Linked DNA regions of Homo sapiens: region 2 is linked to region 1. A link is a contact called in ENCODE Hi-C or POLR2A ChIA-PET data. All regions are on one chromosome and are shown on one strand. The core of a region is the stretch at or near the end of the contact, and the rest is flanking DNA. Distances in the headings are between cores, read along the strand shown. Region 1 holds the start of BAHD1 (bromo adjacent homology domain containing 1). Region 2 holds the start of SPINT1-AS1 (SPINT1 antisense RNA 1).

Region 1 (6,469 bases), core at 2,128-4,627:
TACAGCACCCCAAACATGCCCTATCCATATGCCTTTGACAGAAAGGGCTGGAAATCTCCAAGGACTCCAATATGAGCATTTCTGGAGAAGCTGAAAGGAAGGTCTCCCCCTTGTTCCTGCCTAACTCAGCAACCAACCACATTTATTCACTCAACAAAAATGATGTGCACAGCACTGTACAAGAAATACCAGAATATTCACACACACACACACACACACAGAGGTTTAACACTCATATTGTTCCTGTCCTTAAGAAATTTCCAACCTACAAAACCACTCAAGAGGATACCACGTTAGAAAATCCAGAGTCATGAGCTCAGGCGGGGATGACTATGTTGGCCTGGAGTGGTCTGAGCAACAACCAGACTAAGGACAAGTGGGATTCAAGTGGGAGTAAAGGAAGGGGAGCGGCAGCAGTGAAGATGCAGGAAGAAAAAATGTGCATGGTATGGCTAGGGAAGAGCTGGAGGGGACACTGTCTAGGGTCAGACTGCAGGGAACGGGGAGCCATTGCAAGTCTGTGAGAAAGGGAGTGACACCGGGAAGGGGTGTTTTAGGAAGAATGACCTGGTAGCTGCATACAGACTGGATCAGAAGGGCCAAAGGAAGCAGGAGGGAAAGGGAGGCTATAACAACAACACAGGCCTGACACGGGGACAGCAGGACAACAGAAAGGAAGAAAGAGAGGGAGATATCAAAAAGAACCTAATCACTGGCTAAACTCTCCGGAGCAAACCCTCCTTAACACCAGATCCGACTGGCATGAGTCTCCTGCCAGGTAAGAGCCCTACCAAAGAGGGAAATGCTATTTGGGCAACTCCCCTTCATATTCCAGTGGCCAGACCACGTCATCCCCTTCTGACTGCCACCAAAAGAAATCACATGCCGTGTAGCCTCACAGAAGGCACAAAGGCCTTGAGATTCATCATCACTCTCTGGATTTTAGACATGCAATTAAATTATCTCAGAACAAACTTTAGCCTCCTGAGTGAGGTAATACCTACCTTTCTCACAAGCCTCAGCTCCATCCAGGCTGGGGTCTAGATCATTCCAGGGAGGTCCATGGGGGGTGGCCATGAATAAACTCCCATGCCCATGCTACCCTCTGAAGTGGCAGACAAGCAGCTTTCCCAGGTGGGATTACAGCCAACCACAGTTGAGAGCGGCTTCTAACCAGCCCTACCTGAGGTGGGACTCGAACTCAGATTCTCAGCAAAATCCACATTCTGAAACAGCCTGAGTTTCCCTGTCCTTATGATCCCAACTCTTCTTTTGGGTGTGGGGTTCACATGGAGGGCATGGGAGCTCTGAATGAGTTTTTCCAAGCAGGTAAACAACATCCAGCTCACAGCTGGTCACCGGGGGAGATGGAGGCACTCACAGCTTAAGCCAGTGGTTCCTAAGCATCCTCCAAGCTGGCCAAGGACAGTGGTGCCCCTCCAAGACATGTGGTCCCTCTGGGCCCTTTTTCTTTTTTTTTGTGGAAGACAGCGAGGTGAAGAGAGTAGGGAGGAAAGTCTCAGGTGGCACAAAGTAAAAGGACTGGAAAGCTTTTTATTTCATTATTAAATTCCTGCCTGGATTTATAAACTCAGCTTCTCATTTTTCTAAGTGGGTACCTTTGTGGCTAAGGAAAAGTGCTGGAGGCAGCTGCGGAGGGCTGGCGGGAGCCCACGGGGTGGGGTGTCTCTTGTCCTAATCAAACTAGTCTTCTGCACTTCTAACACTGTCGACAATGGGCGACTAGGAGATGTCCCAGGTGGGGTTAGACTTCTGCCTGTAGGCAGACTCTGCTTGTTGAAAAACCCCTCATTCTTGACAGGCTCTACAGCGGCTCACTGGGTCTGTCGCCTCGGTGAGTAGCAACCCCGTCGCCACCAGCCAAGGCACATCATGAGCATACACCCCCACCCCGGCCCCTCGGCCCCCGGCAAGTAGACCCCACTTCCCAGAGCCTCGAGGCCAACAGCGAGCGGCTAGAGCGGCAAGCCAGTGCCGCAGCTCCTCCCGGCGGGCGCCCCGGCCCCCGCAGTCCCCGGGGCAGAGTCCGGCCCCGTCGCCCGCCCCTCGGAGTGGGTGCCTCGGACCCGCTCCCCTCCCCGACGCCACCACCTGCGCCCGCTCCGGCGCCGCCTTTGTCCGGCGCTTCACCGCCAAGCGAGCCCCTCGGGCCCGACCTGACCCGGCCCCCAGCCCCAGAAGAGAGGCGGCGGAGCGAGCAGGGCAAGACCAGGCCGGGCCGCGAGCACAGGGTCCCGCTGTCACTTGGAGGCGGTCTGACAACTTCGATTCCCCCCGCCACACCTCGGACTCGGCCGCCGCCCCGCAAGGTCCCCGCAGGGCCTCCCGCGGCCCACACTCGCTTTTCGAACCGGTCCCCTTCCGTCTTCGGCGCCTCCCTTCCTCTCAGCCCGATCGAGTCGGGTCTACACTACTCCCCCCTGCCGCCCCCGGCCCGGCGCGGCCCTCATCCCCTGCCCCCCATCCAGCAATAACCGGTCAGCTCCCAGCGCGGGAGGGCGCCCCCCACCCTGAGCGGGCGATCCCGCGGCGCCGCCCCCGGCCGCGGCCCCTTGCCTCGGGGACCGCGATGGGGGAGGGGGCGCGGCGGGGGCCTCGCCGCCCGCGCACTCGGAGGCGAGCCGGCTCCGCCGCGGCGAGGAAAGACCGGCGTCCTCCCGCCCTCCGCAGCTCGGGACGCCCGCGCCGCCGCCGCCCGGCCGAGCTGCCACCCTGCGGCCGCCACCCACCCCGCCCCCGGCCTGCAAGGCGGGCGGCCCCCGGGGGCTGTCACCTCGAGGCGCGCCGCGTTCCCCGATGGCGGGACCGTGGTGCCGGACCCAGGGGAGGGAGGTGGCGCGAGCGGGCGGGCGGCCGCACCTGCTTCGCGTCGTCCGTCCGTCCGTCCCTTCCCGGGCTGGCGGGGGCGGTGGCGCGGCGCGCTCGGTGGGGCGCGCTGACGGGCGGCCGGTGCTCTCCCCCTTCGCTCTTCTGCCTACCTCGCTCGCTCCCTCCCTCCAGCTCGCCCCTTCCCCCTCCTCGACCCCGGCCCCTGACTCACCAGAACGGGCGGCGCGGACGGCGCGGCTCTGGGCGCCCGCAGGCCCCGGCCGGGCTGGAATCCGGCGGCTGGAACCCCCCGGGGGCGCTCAATTCCCGGGCTCCACGCTGCTGCGTCAGCGCCTCCTCCTGGGGGCCGGGGCCGGGCGGGCGGAGCGGGGACCGCGGCCGGGCGGGGCCGTCGGGGGGGGCGGGCGCGCCTGGCCGGGGCGGGCGGACGGCGGGGGCCGGACGGGCGGGGCAGGCAGCCGGACGGGCGGGCGGCGGGGGCCGGGCTCCGGGATCCGCTACGCCGCTCGCGGTTCCCCCACAAACTCCCCGAGAGCGGAGCCTCCGCCGCCCTCCTTCCTGCTTCCTCGTCCCCAGCCAATCAGCAGCGCGCCCCTCGGCCAGCTCCGCCAATCAGCCGCCCCGCCCTGCGCTGGCTCCGCCAGCCAATCCGGCCCTCGGCTCCCCCTCCCGGTCTCTGACCAATCAGAACCGTGGGTCGGTCGTCCCAACGCAGGGGGCAGCACGAGGCGGCCGGGGGAGGCGGTGCGGGGAGTGGTGGGGCCTTGGGGGAGGGGTGCCGTGCCAAGGGTGGTGGCAAGGGGTGATTTTCTTTGCCGGCTTCTTGGATTTTTCTCTTCGTCTTCAGAACCTGAGCCCGTATCCCACGGTGACTCGACCCCAATCTCCCAGCTGCTAGCCCCCCCGGAAAAATCTTATCTCCCCCCGCCCTGGCCATCACCCCTCCGCATCCCCTTTCCCCCAAATCCTCCCCAGCACGCGCTGGAGAAAACTGCGGGCCGAGGAACACCCCATCCTCGCCGGAGGCTGCTGCCCCCAGGGCAAAGCTTCAGGAAGACCAGCCGAAAATCAAGCGAGAACAACCCCCCTTTCCTGCAGAAAGGGCCCCAGACTCCTGCAAAAGGGCCCCGACTGCTGAGAAGCCCCTCCCGCCCTTGCCTCATCTTTCCGACTTCCCTGCCTGCCACGTCTCCTTTCCTTTCCAGCAAGGTCGGTCCTGGCTCGGTAACCCCTCACCCGCATCTCTTTTTCCTCTTTCTGCCCTTCACCTACCGCCCCCAACCCCAGCTCCTAATTCACCCTCTTCAGAAGCAGAGTGTGGAGCCCTCATCCATTTCCAGCTGACAGCAGAGCCTGGTCTGTGAGTCCTTGACACCCACACACCCTCTTCCACCACCGCGGGGAACATCAGAGCTCTCCGGGGGAGGGAGAAAGGGGCGGGCAGCCTGACAGGAGCGGCTGGACTCCCTCCCTCGCGTCCCCAAGCTACGGGAGAACCAAGTGTAGACACTTACCTGGCTTCCCCCTAGTCACCAAATGCTGTGGCTCCGTCTCTCACCCCCACAGACGTGCCCTCCCAAGCCCGAGCACGCTCGCGGGGTCAGTGGGGTGGGTGGGCACAGCAGGCTAAGGGCACAGAGAGAGATGGGAAGTCCCTGTTAGGTGCGGGAAGGAGCTGTGTCTTGGGCACCTGGTGGTGCCAGAGCCCGCCTAGGACTTCACTAAGCCCGGGATATGCACACAGTAGGTTCTCGAGAAATGCTGAGTTCACCCCTGAACAAAGCCTCATTCCCAATTCAGGCGGGGGAGGGGAGCTTTAGGAGGTAAAAGGAGCAGCGGCAGAAAGGGTAGTGTCAAGTCACCAGAGCGCTGGAGCAGCCCAGGGAGGGGCTGGGCCCCAGGAACGCCTTGGGCAGAGAGAGGCACCCAGAGTGCTGAGGCTGCCCAGGCAAGCAAGGAAAACCCAGCCTTGGAGTGTGGCCCAGGGGCTTCGGAGGGGCTCCTCCTGCACCACACACAGCGCCCAGCCTTTCCTAGACCTTGGGACTCCAGCGCTCACCCAGGCAGCCTTTTAAGACAATCAGGGCTGCTAGCCAATATGGCTGGGAAACAACCTCCCCCAGAAGCAGTTCCCCATCTGCCTCCAGAGCTGTCCAGGGGGCCCAGACTGTCTTAGCTGTTTGGGGGGACACACTTAAAGGAGGGGCCCCCTCAGCAGGGAAAGTGTGTGAATGGAAGCTAAAAGCTAAAACTGTGGCACGGAAATGTCTCGAAGGTCCAGGTTCTCCCACTGCCACTTCTCCCACCTCCCACCCTTGGGGAAAGCAAAACCCCAAAGCTGTAAAAGTAGGACGCTGAAAGATTTCTCCCCTTCCTGGACAGGACAGAGGTTCCCGGCAGCGCCCCCCCAACACACACCAGGCCAGCCCTACTCCCCACCTCACAGAATTCCCCCTCTCCCTGTCCCAGTCTGGCCCATAGGCAAATTAACCCCACGGTGGCCCCCACTCGTCAGAGATTGGTGGTGGAGGGTACAGCAGTGGTGGCCACGGGGGCAGAGCCATGCTACAGGCCAAGACAGAAGAGAGGCCGGGCTCCTGTCTGCAGCCCAGGCGGCGCTGACCTTGGCAGCCACTTCAGGCCTGATAATGGGCAGGGATGGAGGCCGGGAGGGCCAGAAGAGGAATGTACCTGGTGGCAGGGAAGGAGACCTAAGTGGCAGGAAGCCCACGTTCAGCCGAGGAAATGGCAGCAGGACGAGGTGGCAGGATTGGGTGTCTTCCTGGTGTTGGCATTAGAGGGCCCTGGGGTGAGCAGGGGAGTGTTGTCTTATCTGGGGTCTCAGTGGGAGGGAAAGGAAGGAATACCAACCGGAGAGGAGGCAGAGTAGTCATGACAGCCCACCAAGTGCCTGCCTGGCCGCTGGAGGAGTTCTCCCCTCAGAGCCTCCAGTGTGGGTGGCGGTGTCCGCTGCCCCAGGAGGCTCTGACTGAGTGGGCTATGGTGCGGGGACACGGGCTGGCTAAAGGCACTAAGTGTTCCTCCTGTGCCAGCTCACTGAGCCACCTCTGTCCCCCCTTCCTCCCTATTGCTTGTTAAAACAAGCCAGCAAAGAATAGGCAGGGGCTACACCCTGCCTGTCCCCCAAAGGGAACTTTTGGCCTCTCCTAGCCTCCTTCACCCAACTTTCAGGGACCTCTGCAACTGGGCCTCCTTCTTTCCCAGTCCAAAGCCCTTCCACAGCTGGAAAGGGCTCCACCTCTTCCTCCTTCCTTCGGTCCTGTAACCTTTCCTGAGTGAATGCTGCCTCCACCCCACTTCACTGGGCAGCTGTGCCAACGCCTGGGGCCCATCACCTTTCCTCTCCCTGGTATGTTTGGCAGCCCAGAGGTCTCCCACTGAAAAAAGGGTTTGGCACTTGGTGTAGAAAGAGGAATGGGTCCATCGGGTCTCCGGAGTCTTTCCCGGGCTGCTGCCAGGCAGGGGCTCTCTCTCCCCAGACACCTCCAGACCCATCGGGAAGGGTTAACTGCCTCAGAGGGAGATGCCCTAGAGTAAAACATCCAGGGCCAGAGAGACCACGCGGCGCACCCTTCCCCCACCACACACAACCAGACTG
Region 2 (6,469 bases), core at 1,475-3,974, 400 kb before region 1:
CCTCTTCCCAAAGCACTGCAGCACTCTAAGAATGGCCTAGAATGGCCTGGAGCTCATACTAAGTCCAAGCCCTACCTGCCTCCCTCAATGTCCCAGGAAATCCCCACTCCACCCTCTCTTGTGGCAAACAGGCAGGTCCTGGGGGTTTCCAGATGAGGATGGCTGGTCTCAAGACCATGGGGCCATAGTCCAGCTAAGCTCCCTGACCAGACTCCAGAATTTCACACTCTGGCTCTGGAGAGGGACTCCCATGGGGCCTCTGTGGAGCAGGAAGGGCATGAGCAACTCAGGTCAGTAAGAGTCATCACCACCTACACTTTCTGCTACTTCCTTGTGGAACAGGCTGCAGCCCTGGTTCAGTGGGACTTGGTGGCCCAGACTGGCCCTCAGATATGTCCCCCTCCCATCCACAGGAATCCCCATCTCGCCTCTCCTCAGAGACCCAGGAGAGCTACTGGAAGGATAGGGAGGAAAGAGGACCCTCCTTAGCCTGGCAGAGAGACTAGCCCAGGAAAAGTCTGCGGAGGAAAGCCCTTTCTCCACTTTCCAGAACGGAGACCACCCCCAGATGTGGCCCCAGCCCAGTTCTGGCCCCCAAACTCCCCAATCCCCGGTTCTGTTATCCACTGGGCTATTTTGGGTCAGAATGCTAGGTTTTTACCAGAGAGATGGTCTTGTGTGAAAAACAGCACAGGACTTTTTTTGGAGGTCTCCCCTGGGGTGAATCTCAGGCCTACCATTTATGGGCAGTGTTACCCTGGGCAAATTCTTTAACATGGGAGTCTTAGTTTCCTAATCTAAAAAGTGGGATGACTGCTAGTAGCACCCTTTTTGGAAGTTGTTGTGATGAGGCCTGAGTGAGAGGATGTGTGGCACAGCAATCAGTAAGCTGTAAAGTGCTCACAGAGGTTATGAGAGGTGACCTACCCCTGCCCTGGAGCCCCACCTGGCCAGAACAGCAGGTAGAGAGAAAGGGGGAACCAAGGCTCTGGACTGGCCCTGATCCCAGCAGACAGTTCAGTCCGGGGAAGAAAGAGGAGGAGCCCTGGCCTCCGCTTTGCCTTTATCTATGGAAGTAAACAAGGTTTGGCTACCAGATTCTAAGCAGGGAGAGCCCTGTCTGGCTCATGCGCATGCACACACACCTGCCTGGACAGCTGACATCCCTTCCCTACTAGGTATACATACCAACAGGCTGACTCACCCCACAACCCTCCTCATCCCCCACCCCAGAGCCTCTAGGCTTCTGTGCCTACAACATCACTTCTCTCCCTTTGGATCAACCGCAGACTGGGCTTGTTTTCTAGTCTCGGATCTGGCAGTCTTCCTGGACCACCAAAAGGCCAATGCATTCCTAGGGGGTAGAGAGATGCTAAGCAGTCCCAAGTCCAGCCAGTGGAGGAGACTATGGCCAGGCTCACCTGACAGGGCATCGGTGTGCCCAGACCAGTGCTTGGCCAAGGTGCCTTTCTAGTCACCAGACCATCCAGACAGCTCACTCCTTCAATCAGCCTATCAGTGCCAGAGGTCAGGAGTCCTGGGGACTTCCTCTCCCCTCCAGTACACACAGCCCAGAGCCAAAGGCCTCCCTGTGAGCACCAGCCCATCACCTCTGAACATCCTGAGTTCAGGAGCCAGAGCCTGGGCCCTGCCCTCCCTACTCATGTCCCCTTTCATTTGTTTACTGTTTGTACTGCCTACTACCGATGTGAAGGCGATCTGGCTGTGACATCTGTCACCCCATTGATCACCAGGCTTGATTCGGCTGTACTGCCTACTTCTAAGGAGGGCTTCAGGTAGAAATAATCCCAGCACTTTGGGAGGCCAAGGTGGGTGGATCACCTGAGTTCAGAAGTTCAAGACCAGCCTGGCCAACATAGTGAAACCCCGTCTGTACCAAAAAAAAAAAAAAAAAAAAAAAAAAAAAAATTAGCCGGGTCTGGTAGCGGGTGCCTGTAGTTCCAGCTACTCCGGAGGCTGAGACAGAAGAATCACTTGAACGTGGAAGACGGAGGTTGCAGTGAGCAACCAGAGATTGCGCCATTGCACTCCAGCCTGGGCGACAAGAGCGAGACTCCGTCGCAAAAAAAAAGAAAGAAAAAGAAAAAAAAAAGTGAACTCTCCTTAACTCCTCTCTGATGTTCGTCTCCCCTAGGACCCCATAACCAGTCCCTTTTTTGAGTCTCTCCAAACCCATCCATCTTGGCACCCTCCTCACCTCCAAAGCCCTGGGTCCGCAGCTGGCGGTAGGAGCGGTACACTTCCCTCGTGAGGTAGTTGATGAAGCCCTCCCTGGGCGCGAACTTGCACACGAAGTTCTGCTCGTAGAGGCAGTTGATGAGGAAGCAGGCGGCGATGGCGTCCTCCCCGCGGTCGGGCTGCAGCTCCACTAGCGCCAAGTTGCAGTTCTGGGTGGTGCAGCAGGCGCGCACGCAGTCCCAGCCCCGGCGCACGGTGGGGGACTCCAGGAAGGTAGCTCCGTTGCTGACCGAGGCGTTGGTGTCCAGCACGAAGCCAGGCACCCCGGCGGTAAAGCTGTTCAGGCAGTCGGCTCCCGCGGGCAGCCCAGGGGGCGCGGGCGGTGGCCCGGCCTGGGTGCCCTGGAGGCCGAGCGTGCACAGAAGCCACAAGGCGACGGCAGGGATGCCGGCCGGGGCGAGGCGGGCGCGGGCCATCGTCCTCGCAGGGGCCATCGCCTTCCTCCCCAGGGGGGTCACCTTCAGAGCGCGGGCCTCTGGGTTCCGAGGGTGCTGGTGACCTGAGAAGAAGGGAGGGGACAGAGGAGGAGACACACCTGATCAGCCCGGGAGACTTTGGAGGAGGCGGGCCGGCCGGGAGGAAGTGGCGGGGAGGAGGGACCGGAGCACCCCAGGATCGAAGAGGGCGCACGGGCCCGGCCCTCCCACGCGCCCTCCAGGGACCCGGCAGCCAGACAGACGGACAGGCGGACCGCTAGGGAGCTCAAGTACCCGGACACACGCACGAGCGCAGAACAAAGGGCCGGACATGCTCCAGCCCGCTCCGCCTGCGCCTCGGCCTTGCGCGCGGGGGCCCGGGTTACCTGCGCAGGTGAGTTGGGTGGGGCCGGGTCCGCCGAGGTTCCGGTCCCAGCTTCCTGCGCGGCTCGGGTCGCGGCTTCCGACCCGGTGCTCGGAGAGCTGGGGCTCGGCCGCCTTCTCCCCCTGGTTTCTGGTGAAACTGAGTCAGCGCCGTCGGGGCGGGGCCGACATTCACCCTTGCGCTGCCGGCCCCGCCCACGCCCGGTGCGCTGCGGCCGCCTCTAGCGCGGAGCTCCAGGCCCGGCCCGCCCCGCGGCCCCGCAGCCCCGGTGCCTCCCCGGCAGCCAGCTCCCCGGAGGGGCTCTCGGGCTCCACCCAGTCCAGCCTCGCGAGGGAGCCCCGCGCCCGAAGCGCATACCCAGCCGGGAGGGGATGCGGCCGGGACGCGAGGGTCCGGCCTCTGGGGCGGCGGCCTCCAGTCTTCCTTTCCGGCCGGGGCCTGCTTTCCCAGCCCCAGACCTGAGGCCCGATGCAAATGATCTTTCCGGCCCTCAGGAAATCATTTCCATTTCGTGGCGGGAAGGTAACCCAAAAGTTGCGTGGCTGCACCTGTGATAACAGGGATCCGGGATGTCTGCCTCACTGTCAGCTCCGGGAAGCCCTCCCTGCTGTCAGGGTGAGAAACGGAGGCGATTCCCCGCGTCCAGGCTCCCCTGCGTGCTCCACGGGGCTTCCCTGTTGTTCGAGGCCCCTCCTCATCTTGTATGTACAGTTCGGTCCATTCCCTGCTATGGCTCATTGGACTGTTGCCCCCTTCCCTGGAGCCCAGGCTTCCTCTCTTTCACAAAGGGGACGCTGCTGGCTACTTTCTTCCAGGGAAATGTCATCCTTGGAAGCCTGGAGGTTCCAGTTCACCAAGTAGCTGAGTTAATGCCCTTCACGAAACAGTGGACTCCTTGAAGCCAAGCTCATTGCTCCTCCTGAGTAAAAAACTCTTAAGAGACCATTCTCTACGGCAAGGGTCTGAACAGGTGAAAGACAGATGAAGGCAGGGCTGGAGGAAGGAATCACATAGCATGCTCTCTTAAAATACAGATTCCAAACCTTTTCCTGATGGCTTAACAACCCCCAAACCAATGGGAACATTCTTCCCAGTTTCTCATCCAGAGCAGCTTTGCCTAGCAGATCCTGTGGCCAACCCTTGGATTTTGCTGAACTGCAACATCCTCCAGCTGCTCACATGATGCGTGTTGGGGTGGGAATCTGGGGCCTGTCTCCCCTTCTCTGGATGTTTAGGGTTTATCCACAGACCCTGGCACACTGGTGGATATACAACAATGGTGGTATGCTGGGAATGAAGAAAATGATTGTGCAGTCACTGGGAAGAAAGGGTTTTGTTGTGATTTGATTTCCCCTTATGGCTAACACATTCAAGAATCTTTATTTATTTATTTATTTATTTTTTTTTTTTTTTTTTTGAGACGGAGTCTTGCTCTGTCACCCAGGCTGGAGTGCAATGGCACGATCTCGGCTCACTGCAACCTCTGCCTTCCAGATTCAGGAAATTCTGCCTCAGCCTCCCAAGTAGCTGGGCTTACAGGTGGGCACCACCACGCCGAGCTAATTTTTGTATTTTTAGTAGAAACGAGGTTTCACCTTTTTGGCCAGGCTGGTCTTGAACTCCTGACCTCAGGTGATCCACCCACCTCGGCCTCCCAAAGTGCTAGGATTATAGGCGTGAGCCACTGTGCCTGACCTCAAGAATCTTAATACAGGAAAATATTACCTTATGGTAATATTACATCACCATAAATTTATCATTACATCCATTATACACACCATTATAAAAACCAACATGAATTCAGCACTGACAATGCCCAAACTCTGTTCCTAAGCACTGCCCACATATTACCCTATACTCAAAACAAACCTAGGGAGGTAGTATTTTTAGCCCCATTTTACAAATGAGCAAACAGGCTCAGACAGGTAAACTGACTTGTCAGGTCATTCAGCATTGAAGCGGCAGAGTAGGGATTGGAGCCCAGGCAGGCCAATTCCATGGCTTCAGTGCTTAAACCCTGGGCTTTATGGCCTTTGCAATTCTGACTTCATCTGGAAGTTCTGCCCTCACCTCAGATTCAACTTGCTTAAACCCATAACTCACTTTCAAGTGGTGAGCACCCACCATTTGTTGAGATGCCCACTGTGTTCCCTCCAGGCACTTGACATAGGATTGCTAATGCTCAGGACAACTCTAAAAATTGCTTCCACTTTGCAGAAAGGTTCACTGACTCCATCAAGGTCAGGTAGTGAACGAAGAGTGGTGACAGGTTGTAGAGAAGTTGAACTTGTGAGCTTCAGACTCAGACTACTGGATTTAGCTCTTGCATCTGCCACTTACTATTCGTGTGGCCTTGTGCAAGTTATTTGATCTCTCTGCCTTAGTCTCCTTGAATGGGAAGTGGGGCTTCATAAGGTTTTTTATGAGGATTAATTGAGTTAATGCAGACAAAGCATTTGACACAAAGAGTTCTCAATAAATGTTACTTGAAACGACAACAACAACAACAACAAAAACACATGGTGGTGAGGATGCAGAGAAAAGGGAACGCTTATACATTGTTGGTGGGAATGTAAATCAGTTCAGCCACTGTGGAAAGCAGCTTGGAGATTTCTCAAAAACTTAGAACTACCATTCAACTCAGCAATCCTATTACTGGGTATATACCCAAAGGAAAATATATTGTTTTTCCAAAAAGACACATGCACTTGTACGTTCATCACAGCACTATTCACAATAGCAAAGACATGGAATCAACCTAGATGCCCATCAATGATGGATTGCATAAAGATAATGTACTTCATACGTACCATGGAATACTATGCAGCCATAAAATTAACAAAATCATGTCCTTTCCAGCAATACGAATGCAGCTGGAGGCCATTATCCTAAGCAAATTAAGGCAGGAACAGAAAACCAAATACCACATATTCTCACTTATAAATGGGAGCTAAGCATTGAGTACACATGGACATAATGATGGAACAATAGACACTGAGGACTACCAGAAGAGAGAAGGAGGGAGGGGAGCGTGGGGAGCGTGGGCTGAAAAACAACCTTTTAGGTAATATGCTCACTACCTGGGTGACAGGCTCATCTGTACCCCAAACCCTATACCCATGTAACAAACCTGCATGTGTACCCACTGAATCTAAAATAAAAGTTGAGGCCAGGTGCAATGGCTCATGTCTGTAATCCAAGCACTATGGGAGGCTGAGGCAGGAGGATTGCTTGAGCCCAGGAGTTCAAGACCAGCCTGGGCAACATGGCAAGACCCCGTCTCTATAAAAAAAAATACAAAAAATTAGCCAGGCATAGTGGCGCATGCCTGTAGTACCAGCTACTCAGGAGGTTGAGGTGGGGGGATTGCTTGAGCCAGGGAGGTCAAGGTGGCAGTGAGCTATGATCA

The links. Hi-C counts contacts between places; a loop is a spot of excess contacts on that map. ChIA-PET counts read pairs that join two places held with the same protein, here RNA polymerase II (POLR2A). Pooled maps may share reads with other maps.
Region 2: a loop to region 1 is called in a pooled map, with 3 times the contacts of the local background. The contact joins the promoter of SPINT1-AS1 here to the promoter of BAHD1 in region 1. A Hi-C loop is called at or near these places in 2 of 50 pooled maps. POLR2A ChIA-PET finds 5 or more read pairs at or near these places in 4 of 52 experiments (Caco-2, WTC11, activated naive CD4-positive, alpha-beta T cell and 1 more).

The regions. Positions count from the first base shown.
Region 1 is chr15:40,437,861-40,444,329 of GRCh38, reverse strand. BAHD1 (bromo adjacent homology domain containing 1) reads right to left here and starts at 3,377. Exons shown (of 7, transcript NM_014952.5): 1 at 3,062-3,377. RefSeq lists silencers at 1,952-2,021, 2,042-2,161, 2,882-2,941, 3,390-3,575, 3,002-3,671 and enhancers at 2,327-2,826, 2,827-3,328, 4,134-4,671.
Region 2 is chr15:40,840,779-40,847,247 of GRCh38, reverse strand. SPINT1-AS1 (SPINT1 antisense RNA 1) reads left to right here and starts at 2,724. Exons shown (of 2, transcript NR_146468.1): 1 at 2,724-3,069. It overlaps SPINT1 (serine peptidase inhibitor, Kunitz type 1), which reads right to left and starts at 3,200. Exons shown (of 11, transcript NM_003710.4): 1 at 3,062-3,200; 2 at 2,219-2,758. The coding sequence starts at 2,693. RefSeq lists silencers at 2,519-2,758, 3,049-3,108, 3,189-3,418, 3,580-3,762 and an enhancer at 3,056-3,627.